Linked DNA regions of Homo sapiens: region 1 is linked to region 2. The links are chromatin contacts, found by Hi-C or POLR2A ChIA-PET in ENCODE. All regions are on one chromosome and are shown on one strand. Each heading gives the region's core, a stretch centred on a gene start or an enhancer-like site at or near the end of the contact. The rest is flanking DNA. Distances are from core to core; before and after follow the strand shown. Region 1 holds the start of DHDH (dihydrodiol dehydrogenase). Region 2 holds the start of BCAT2 (branched chain amino acid transaminase 2).

The links. A loop is a pair of places that touch in the nucleus more often than their neighbours do. ChIA-PET counts read pairs that join two places held with the same protein, here RNA polymerase II (POLR2A). Pooled maps may share reads with other maps.
Region 1: a pooled map shows a loop between it and region 2 (4-fold over the local background). The contact joins the promoter of DHDH here to the promoter of BCAT2 in region 2. A Hi-C loop is called at or near these places in 6 of 50 pooled maps. POLR2A ChIA-PET finds 5 or more read pairs at or near these places in 6 of 52 experiments (GM12878, H1, HEK293 and 3 more).

What each region holds. Positions count from the first base shown.
Region 1 is chr19:48,930,633-48,934,948 of GRCh38, reverse strand. It overlaps DHDH (dihydrodiol dehydrogenase), which reads right to left and starts at 1,250. Exons shown (of 7, transcript NM_014475.4): 1 at 1,138-1,250. The coding sequence starts at 1,227. RefSeq lists an enhancer at 1,176-1,677.
Region 2 is chr19:48,809,116-48,813,806 of GRCh38, reverse strand. BCAT2 (branched chain amino acid transaminase 2) reads left to right here and starts at 2,778. Exons shown (of 11, transcript NM_001190.4): 1 at 2,778-2,823. The coding sequence starts at 2,800. LOC105372432 (a long non-coding RNA gene) reads right to left here. Exons shown (of 3, transcript XR_936017.4): 3 at 2,970-3,463. HSD17B14 (hydroxysteroid 17-beta dehydrogenase 14) reads left to right here. Exons shown (of 9, transcript NM_016246.3): 7 at 77-144; 8 at 255-351; 9 at 459-789. The coding sequence ends at 632. RefSeq lists enhancers at 1-547, 2,561-2,855, 3,129-3,198, silencers at 1,203-1,512, 2,589-2,808 and a cis regulatory region at 1,159-1,699.

The DNA.
Region 1 (4,316 bases), core at 1-2,500, 120 kb before region 2:
GGGTGGAAGGGAGGCAAAGGAGGAGGCTCTGGCCAGGGGAAGGGGAGACGTGGTCCTGGGGGAAGAGATGACGGGGGCTGGACATTTGGGCCCTGGGAAAGAGAGATCTGGGGGAAAGCCGTTATTAAATCCCCCAATATTGAAATTATCTTCATAGTAGCTTACATCAAGGCCTTTCCAAACCTCAAGACACTCAGGTTTGTGTGGGGAAAAGAAAGAGAGATCAGATTGTTACTGTGTCTATGTAGAAAAGGAATCTGTATCATGAATAAGTTCAAGGAAAGGTGCTGTGACCGGATGTGCACGTAGGCTAGATTTATGTTTCACTTTACACAAACATCTCAGTGTAGCAAAGAGTAACAGAGCAGTATCACTGCCAGCATATCTCGCCTCCAGCCACAGGTAGGTTTTCTCCTATCTCAGAATAGAAGGAATGGGAATGGTCCGCTTTACACTGAGACAGTCCATTCCCAGGGAGAGCAGGAGACAGAAGCCTTCCTCTTATCTCAACTGCAGAGAGGCCTCCCTCTTTCACTACTCCTCCTCAGCACAGACCCTTTACTGGTGTCGGGCTAGGGGATGTAAGGTCTTCCTTTCCCACGAGGCCATATCTCAGGCTTTCTCAGTGGGGGGAAACCCTGGACAATACCCAGGCTTTCTTGGGCAGAGGTCCCTGCGGCTTTCCGCAGTGCAATGTGCCCCTGGTTAATAGAGAATGGAGAATGGCGATGACTTTTACCAAGCATACTGCCTGCAAACATATTGTTAACAAGGCACATCCTGCAAAGCCCTAAATCCATTAAACTTTGATTCAATACAGGACATGTTTCTGTGAGCACACGGTTGGGGCTAAAGTTACAGGTTAATAGCATCTCAAAGCAGAAACAATTTTTCTTAGTACAGTTCAAAATGGAGTTTCTTATGTCTTCATTTTCTACGTAGACACAGTAACAATCTGATCTTTCTTTTCCCCACAGGTTTGCAGAACAGAGATGGAGAAGGAGGTAGCAAGGAAACAGACGTTTCACTGCAATGACGACCCACTCACTAGTCCTGAACCCTAAACTCCCTCCTCCTTTAGACTCTGGAGTCCCGCCCCCCGCCTCCTCTTCCCCAGAATCCGGAGGGCGGGCAGACCTGGTGCTCAGAGCGAGGCAGCGTCTGCAGCACGGCTGTGAAGTCGCTGGAGATGAGGCCGACAGACACGATGCCCCAGCGCAGCGCCATGGTTGCGATGCGGAGCCCTCGGCACCTTCGGTCCCTCCAGGCGCGAATTAAGTACCTGACGCCCCGCCCACCCCGGGGGCGGGTCCCCATCCTCCGCCCGTATTGCGCCTACGCCGATTCTCGTTGGCTCCAGTCGGCAGAGCGGTCATTTAGTTCTAGCTTCCCCGCTGGGCGAATGCACCGTTTAGCTCCGCCTTACAGAGGGAACCACACCTTGACGTCGCTTCTACAGATCTCTTACCTATGACTTTAGGCTCGTCGGATACGCGGGGTAAGGACAGCGTGGGGAGGAGAGGTTTGCTTTCTTGCCAACACCAATCCTTGAGAGTTAGATTTAATGTCTTGCCCTCTGGACTTTGTGGCAAAACTTTGCCCTGACTTTTTTGCTCTCAAAGCCACGCATCATTAGGGGTTGTTCACAGAGAGAGAGAGGATTGTAACAGCAAACTTAATAATTATTACTAATATGTATAGAGCACCTGTAGACCAGCTCCTCAGCTCTGCGCTTTACCTTCTTCGTTCCTAATTTCTCCCCGCAGACCTGGGAAGTAGCTTCTATTGTCCCCAGTTCACAAAGGGGGAAACAGACTCCAAGATCCCTGGTCATTTTTTGGAGGTCTCACAGTCAGGAGGTAAAGACCTGTGAATTGGCTGCTTCCAGAAGCTATAGTTTTAGAAACCAGGCTGCTTTGCTTGTTAGGAGCCCCAGAGCCTGGCCGACTGGTTTCAAAACCCTCCTTGCCCCTTCTTGGCTGTATTGCTTTTGGACAAGAGGTCGCCCTCTCTGGTCCTCACTTTTCTATTCTGGAAAGCAGAGATCATGATAACATCTACCTACATAGGGTTGTGAGGAGGATTCATTGAGCTCTATGGTCTATTATGTAAAATATACTGTATTATTATAATTATTATTGATATAGGGTCTCGCTCTGTCGCCCAGGAAGGAGTGCAGTGGCACAATCATAGCTCACTGCAGCCTCAAATTCCTTAGCTCAAGGAATTAGCTCCTGCCTTAGCCACCCTAGTACCTGGGACTACAGTAGCTGGGACCCAAAGTAGCTACTGGCTACTACACCTGGCTAATTATTTTGTTTTATTTATTAATTATTTTAGAGATAGGGTCTCACTCTGTTACCTAGCTGGACTGCAGTGGCGTGATAATAGCTCACAGCAGCCTTGTACTCCTGGGCTCAAGCTATCTTCCCGCCTCAGCCTCCTGAGTAGCTGGGAGTATAGGCATGTGCCCCACTTACCGCTATTTGTTTGTTTGTTTGTTTGAGACGGAGTCTCACTCTATCCCCAGGCTGGAGTGCAGTGGTGTGATCTCAGCTCACTGCAACCTCCGCCTCCCTGGTTCAAGTGATTCTCCTGCCTCAGCCTCCTGAGTAGCTGGGACCACAGGCGCCCTCCACCATGCCCAGCTAATTTTTTTTATTTTTAGTGGAGACAGGGTTTCACCATGTTGGCCAGGATGGTCTCGATCTCCTGACCTTGCGATTTGCCTGCCTTGGCCTCCCAAAGTGCTGGGATTACAAGCATGAGCCACTGCACCCAGCCTGCTAATTTTTGTTGCTGTTGTTGTTTGTTTTTTGTTTTTGAGACGAAGTCTCGCTCTGTCATCCAGGCTGGGGTGATCATGCAGTGGCATAATCTTGGCTCACTGCAACCTCCACCTCCCAGTTTCAAGCAATTCTCCTACCTCAGCCTCCCGAGTAGCTGGGATGACAGGCGCCCACTACCACGCCCGACTAATTTTTGTATTTTTACTAGAGATGGGGTTTCACTGTGTTGGCCAGGCTGGCCTCGAATTCCTGACCTCAGGTGATCCGCCTGCCTTGGCCTCCCAAAGTGCTGAGATTACCTGCATGAGCCACCATGCCCAGCAATTTTTTGTACAGAAAAGGTCTCACTTTGTTGTCCAGGCTGGTCTCCAATTCCTGGGCTCAAGCAATCCTCCTGCCTCAGCCTCCCAAAGTGCTGGGATTATAGGTATGAGACACTGTGTCCAGTCGATTTTTAAACTTTTTATCAAGGCAGGGTCTTGCCAAGTTTCCCAGGCTGGTTGGGACATGATAATTCCTAACTGGCTGGCCAGCTTCACACAGGGCAGGATATTGTCACTTTCTCTTACTTGGTAGACAATAATTAAGACCTGAGTGTCACACATGGATTCACAGACTTCAAGTTTACACAAACTGCTGAATAGAAACACAAATGGGACCAGGCACGGTGGTTCACGCCTGTAATCCCAGTACTGTGGGAGGCCCAAATGGGAGGAATGCTTGAAGCCAGGACTTTGAGACCAGCCTGGGCAACAAAGCAAGACCCCATCTCTACCAAAAAAAAAAAGTGGGGGGAGGGGGCAGGGCATAGTGGCTCATGCCTGTAATCCTAGCACTTTGGGAGGCCGTGGTGGGCGGATCACTTAAGGTCAGGAGTTCGAAACCAGCCTGGCAAACATGGTGAAACCCCCATCTCTACTAAAAATACAAAATAATTAGCCAAGCATGGTGGCGGACGCCTGCAATCCCAGCTTCTTGGGAGGCTGAGGCAGGTAAATTGCTTGAACCTGGGAGGAGGAGGTTGCAGTGAGCCAAGATCGCACCACTGCTCTCCAGCCCGGGTGACAGAGAGAGACTCTGTCTCAAAAAAAAAAAAAAAAAAAAAAAAAGGTTTAGGGGGAGGGAAATCCACATAGGACACAATATCATTACTATGAAGAAAAAGAAAAAATCATTTAATAATAAATATCAAAAAATAATTTTGATACTCCCAGGTATTTGTCCTAGAAAGAAAAAATAACATGTTTGCACACAAACCAGTGCACAGGTGTTAGCAGCTGTACATAGCTCAAGCCCAAATGTCCTTTAAGCTGCCAGTGGATTCAACAAAATACTACTCAGCGGCCAGGCACAGTGGCTCACACCTGTAATCCCAGCACTTTGGGAGGCCAAGATGGGTGGATCACCAGGTCAGGAGATCAAGACCATCCTGGCTAACACGGTGAAACCCCATCTCTACTAAAAATACAAAAAATTAGCCAGGCGTGGTGGCGGGCACCTGTAGTCTGGAGGCTGAGGCAGGAGAGT
Region 2 (4,691 bases), core at 1,529-4,028:
GCTGGCAGGAGACAATGGATGGCAGGGACCCCATGTCCCGGGGACTGAACTTTCTTCCCCGCTCCATTTCCTGCAGGGGGCAGTAACAGCCATGACCAAAGCTTTGGCCCTGGATGAAAGTCCATATGGTGTCCGAGTCAACTGGTGAGCTGCTCTGAGCAGGCGGAGAGCCTCCTGGGGGGACTGGGGTGACTGGGAGTGATCCCAAGTGGTTCGAGACAGATTGCTTTGATCCCCCCTCTCCCTTCCTCTAGTATCTCCCCAGGAAACATCTGGACCCCGCTGTGGGAGGAGCTGGCAGCCTTAATGCCAGACCCTAGGGCCACAATCCGAGAGGGCATGCTGGCCCAGGTAGAAGTGGGGTTCAGATCCAGGTGGTAGAAGGTGGCATGGGGGTGGGGGGCATGGCGATCAAGTGGGGCTCCTCTTGACCTCCTTCCCCCCTCTTTTCTCCCCAGCCACTGGGCCGCATGGGCCAGCCCGCTGAGGTCGGGGCTGCGGCAGTGTTCCTGGCCTCCGAAGCCAACTTCTGCACGGGCATTGAACTGCTCGTGACGGGGGGTGCAGAGCTGGGGTACGGGTGCAAGGCCAGTCGGAGCACCCCCGTGGACGCCCCCGATATCCCTTCCTGATTTCTCTCATTTCTACTTGGGGCCCCCTTCCTAGGACTCTCCCACCCCAAACTCCAACCTGTATCAGATGCAGCCCCCAAGCCCTTAGACTCTAAGCCCAGTTAGCAAGGTGCCGGGTCACCCTGCAGGTTCCCATAAAAACGATTTGCAGCCAGAAGGAGGAGGATATCGTTATATTTATTTCCCATCCTTTAGACGAGTCCTTCTGCCCCACTTAGCCCTTGCACCCCAGACCCACAAGTTGCCTCGACCCTGAAGGACTGCAGCTCCCCCCGCCCCCCAACCCCAGGCCTTGCAGCAAGCAGGTGCCTGATGTTGCTAGCCCTGTCGCTGTCGCCAGGGGCTCCTGGGAAGGGTAGAGCGGTTTGGCTTCACCAGCGCGCTAACTAAAGGCCCGCAGGGGAGAGTAAATTAAGCGCTAATTAGGAGGTAATGGAGGGGGAGACGCAGAAGGCCCTCTTACTCTTGGCCCTCAGGGAAAAGGAGTTTTCCTCTCACTGCCTGTAGAATAGGAAGGTGGCTGGCAAGAAAAGTCCAAAGGGAAGAGAAAGTAGGGGGTTGAGACATCTGGATCAGAGGGAGGAGGGGCTGAAACTCCTGGGTTTTGGTCCGCAGGGCACTGGGGGACGCAGACTCCCCAGCTGGACCCAGGGGGGGGGCAGGGCCCGGGTGCGCTGGCGTCCCCCAGGTGAGGGGTGGAGCTGCAGGGCTGCTGCGGATTGGCTGTGGCCGGGGGGGCGTGTGCACCAACCGCTGATTGGCCGCGGCGGGGGCGGGAGCTGTCAGTGGGCCCCGACCCTACAGCCCGGGGCTGGCGGGTGGGGCAGGAGGACTGGGGCGGAGCGCAGAAAAACAGGGCGACGCCCTGTGAGGGAAGGGTCCCGCGGTTTGGCTGTTTGGGCCTGTGGCTGTTAGGGGTGGCAGGATAGTGACCCGGGGACAGGACTTGGGGGCACTGTGGGGGTAGAATTTGGAGACAGAGTGTCCCAGGGTAGGATTGCCGAGACACGATGGCCGAGGGATACGATTTTTTTTTTTTTTTTTTAATTTGAGACGGAGTCTCACTCTGTCGCCCAGGCTGGAGTGCTGTGGTGCAATGTCGGCTCACTGCAACCTCCGCCTCCCGGGTTCAAGCGATTCTCCTGCCTCAGCCTCCCGAATAGCTGGGATTACAGGCCCCCGGCACCACGCTCGACTAATTTTTGTATTTTTATGTATTTATTTTTATTTATTTATTTATTTTGAGACGGAGTCTCACCCTGTCACCCAGGCTGGAAATGCAGTGGCGCGATCTCGGCTCACCGCAACGTCCGCCTCCAGGGTTCAAATGATTCTCCTGCCTCAGCCTCCCTAGTAGCTGGGATTACAGGCGCACACCACCACACCCGGCTAATTTTTGTATCTTTAGTAGAGACGGGGTTTCACCATGTTGGTCAGGCGGGTCTTGAACTCCTGACCTTGTGATCCGCCCACCTCGGCCTCCCAAAGTGCTGGGATTACAGGCGTAAGCCACCGTGCCTGGCCTTAATTTTTGTATTTTTAGTAGAGACGGGGTTTCCCCATGTCGGCCAGGCTGGTCTTGAACTCCTGGCCTCAGGTGATCCACCCGCCTTGGCCCCCAAAGTGCTGGGATTACAGGTGTGAGCCACCAAGCCAGGACTTTTTTTTTTTTTTTTTTTTGAGACGGAGTCTCACTCTGTCGCCCAGGCTGGAGTGCAGTGGCATCATCTCGGCTCACTGCAACCTCTGCCTCCCCGATTCAAGCAATTCTCCTGCCTCAGCTTTCCGAGTAGCTAAGATTACAGGCGCCCGCCACCACGCCCGGCTAATTTTTTGTATTTTTAGTAGAGACGGGGTTTCATCATGTTGGACCAGGCTGGTCTCTAACTCCTGACCTCAGGTAATCCGCCCGCTTCGGCCTCCCAAAGTGCTAAGATTACAGACCTGAGCCACTTCGCCTGGCAGGGACCGTATTTCAAGTCCTGCCCTCCCACCAGCGCCTGCGCCCCGCAGCAGTGTCCGGCTCCCTGCCGACGCCCTGGAGCTGGGACGGCCTGGGGCGCTGGTCGGCCGCCTTCCCCCAGAAGGAGGCGTGAGCGGGGCGTGGCCGGAACGTCTCTCTTCGGAGCCGCGCCCCGGGCGGGCACAGTTACGCGCCGCACGGATCATGGCCGCAGCCGCTCTGGGGCAGGTGGGTTCGCAGCCCCGCGCCGGGGTCTGGGAAATAACCGGGGGAGGCGCACTTCCGGGAAGACCACTGGCCTGCAGCCGGTCCGACTCGGCGCCGCTCCTCCCGCCCTGGGGTTCCGCTGCAGGGCGCGGAGGAGGATGGCGCCCTTTGGAAAGGAGCACGAGGCTTTAATGGGGTGAGGGGGAGCAGGTAGACGCGGATGAGGTGGGGCAAGTAATTGGCGGGGAGGTAAAAAAAAAAAAAAAAAGGGAAACATGGTGGAGGACCCTGTAATGAGGGAGGCGTGGGGGTGGGGAGGTTGTGATTTGGGGAGCGGAGCCCTGGGGTGCGGTGGGGCATCAGCCTGTGCGGGAGCTGGAATAAAGGGGCCCAGACCTCCAGGGCCGGGTGCAGGTGAAGGCAGAGTTGGACCTCAAGTCTCAGCTCTGGGAATTGGACTCAAGGTCCTATTTTCTTGGAATGAAAGTTGAAAAAAATAAGAGATGGGGATTGCTGTGCTTCCCAAACTCCTATCTGAAGCTTTGCACCTGGATTGGAAATCGAGGCAGCGTCTCATGGTCAAAGTGACAGATGCTGCAGGCTGGCTGAGACGATCCCTTCTGACTGTGCGATGTCAAACAGCAGCAGCGTTTCCCAGAGTCTATGATTTCAGAGAACAAGGTTTCTCAGTGAGGAAGGAAACAGCCAAAGAAAGGGGTCATTACAAGCCTTCACAGCTGCGGTGTAACCTTGGGAGAACTGTCTGTTAACTTTACACCTGACTTTATTTGAGTCTCTTATCCTAGCTGATGAATGTCAGGGCAGAATTTCACTTTTTTCGGCTCTTAGTGACTGATAGGGATAGTCCTGGGATACCTGGGGTATGTGGGCAATCTGGGCTTTAGTGGTGACACTCCTGGACTGTGGTGGGGCAGTACTGGGCTTTGACAGGTCCACTTGGGACTGATGTGGACCGTCTCATCATGGCACAGTTCTGGTGTCATAGAATGGCCCTGAACTCATGATGGGACATTCCTAGGCTCTGATGAAGATAGAGATATCCTGTAATGGAGATAATTGGGCTGAGTCCTCAGCTGTGATGGGGACAGTCCCGGGGTGTGGAGAGGACAGTGCTGGACCATGGTAGGGACAGTCTGGAAGGTACTGGCCTAGACAGCAACATAGGGATAGTCCTGGGGATTGAAAAAGACAACAATGGGATTTTTTTTTTTTTTTTAATTTCAGACCTGGTGAATAGGAAATAAGCCCTGATATTTGGCAGAGACAATGCTGGTTATAATGGGGAAAAGTGCTGGGCTTTGGATAGGGGACATTCCTGAGCTGTTTGGGACAGTACTTGGCTCTGCTGGGGACCAGTTCTGATAAGTTACAGGCACAATCTGGACTTGTGATGTGGAGCATCTTGGGCCATCATAGAACAGCCCTGGTCTGTGATGGGGGAGAGTCCTGGGCTATAAAGGGGGCAGTTCTAGACGTGATGGGGTCATGTGTGGGCTGTGACAAGGGCAGACTGCGGTATGATGGGGTCTCTCCGGGGCCGTGATATGGGGACAGTCCTGGAGTATGGAGGGCACTGCTGGGCTTTGACAGTGACACTCCTGGTCTTTGATGGTGATACTCCTGGGCTGTATGGGACATAATGGAGGTTCTATCACATTATAGAGACCTGCCCTGTGAACCCCCAAACGTACTTTATTTCTTTGTCTCGTCTTTTCTTTTTGACCGAGTCTTGCTCTGTTGCTCAGGCTGGAGTGCCGTGGCACGATCTCGGCTCACTGTAACCTCCGCCTCATGGGTTCAAGTGACTGTGGTGCCTCAGCCTCCCGAGTAGATGGGCTCAAGCGATCCACCTGCCTCAGATTACAGGC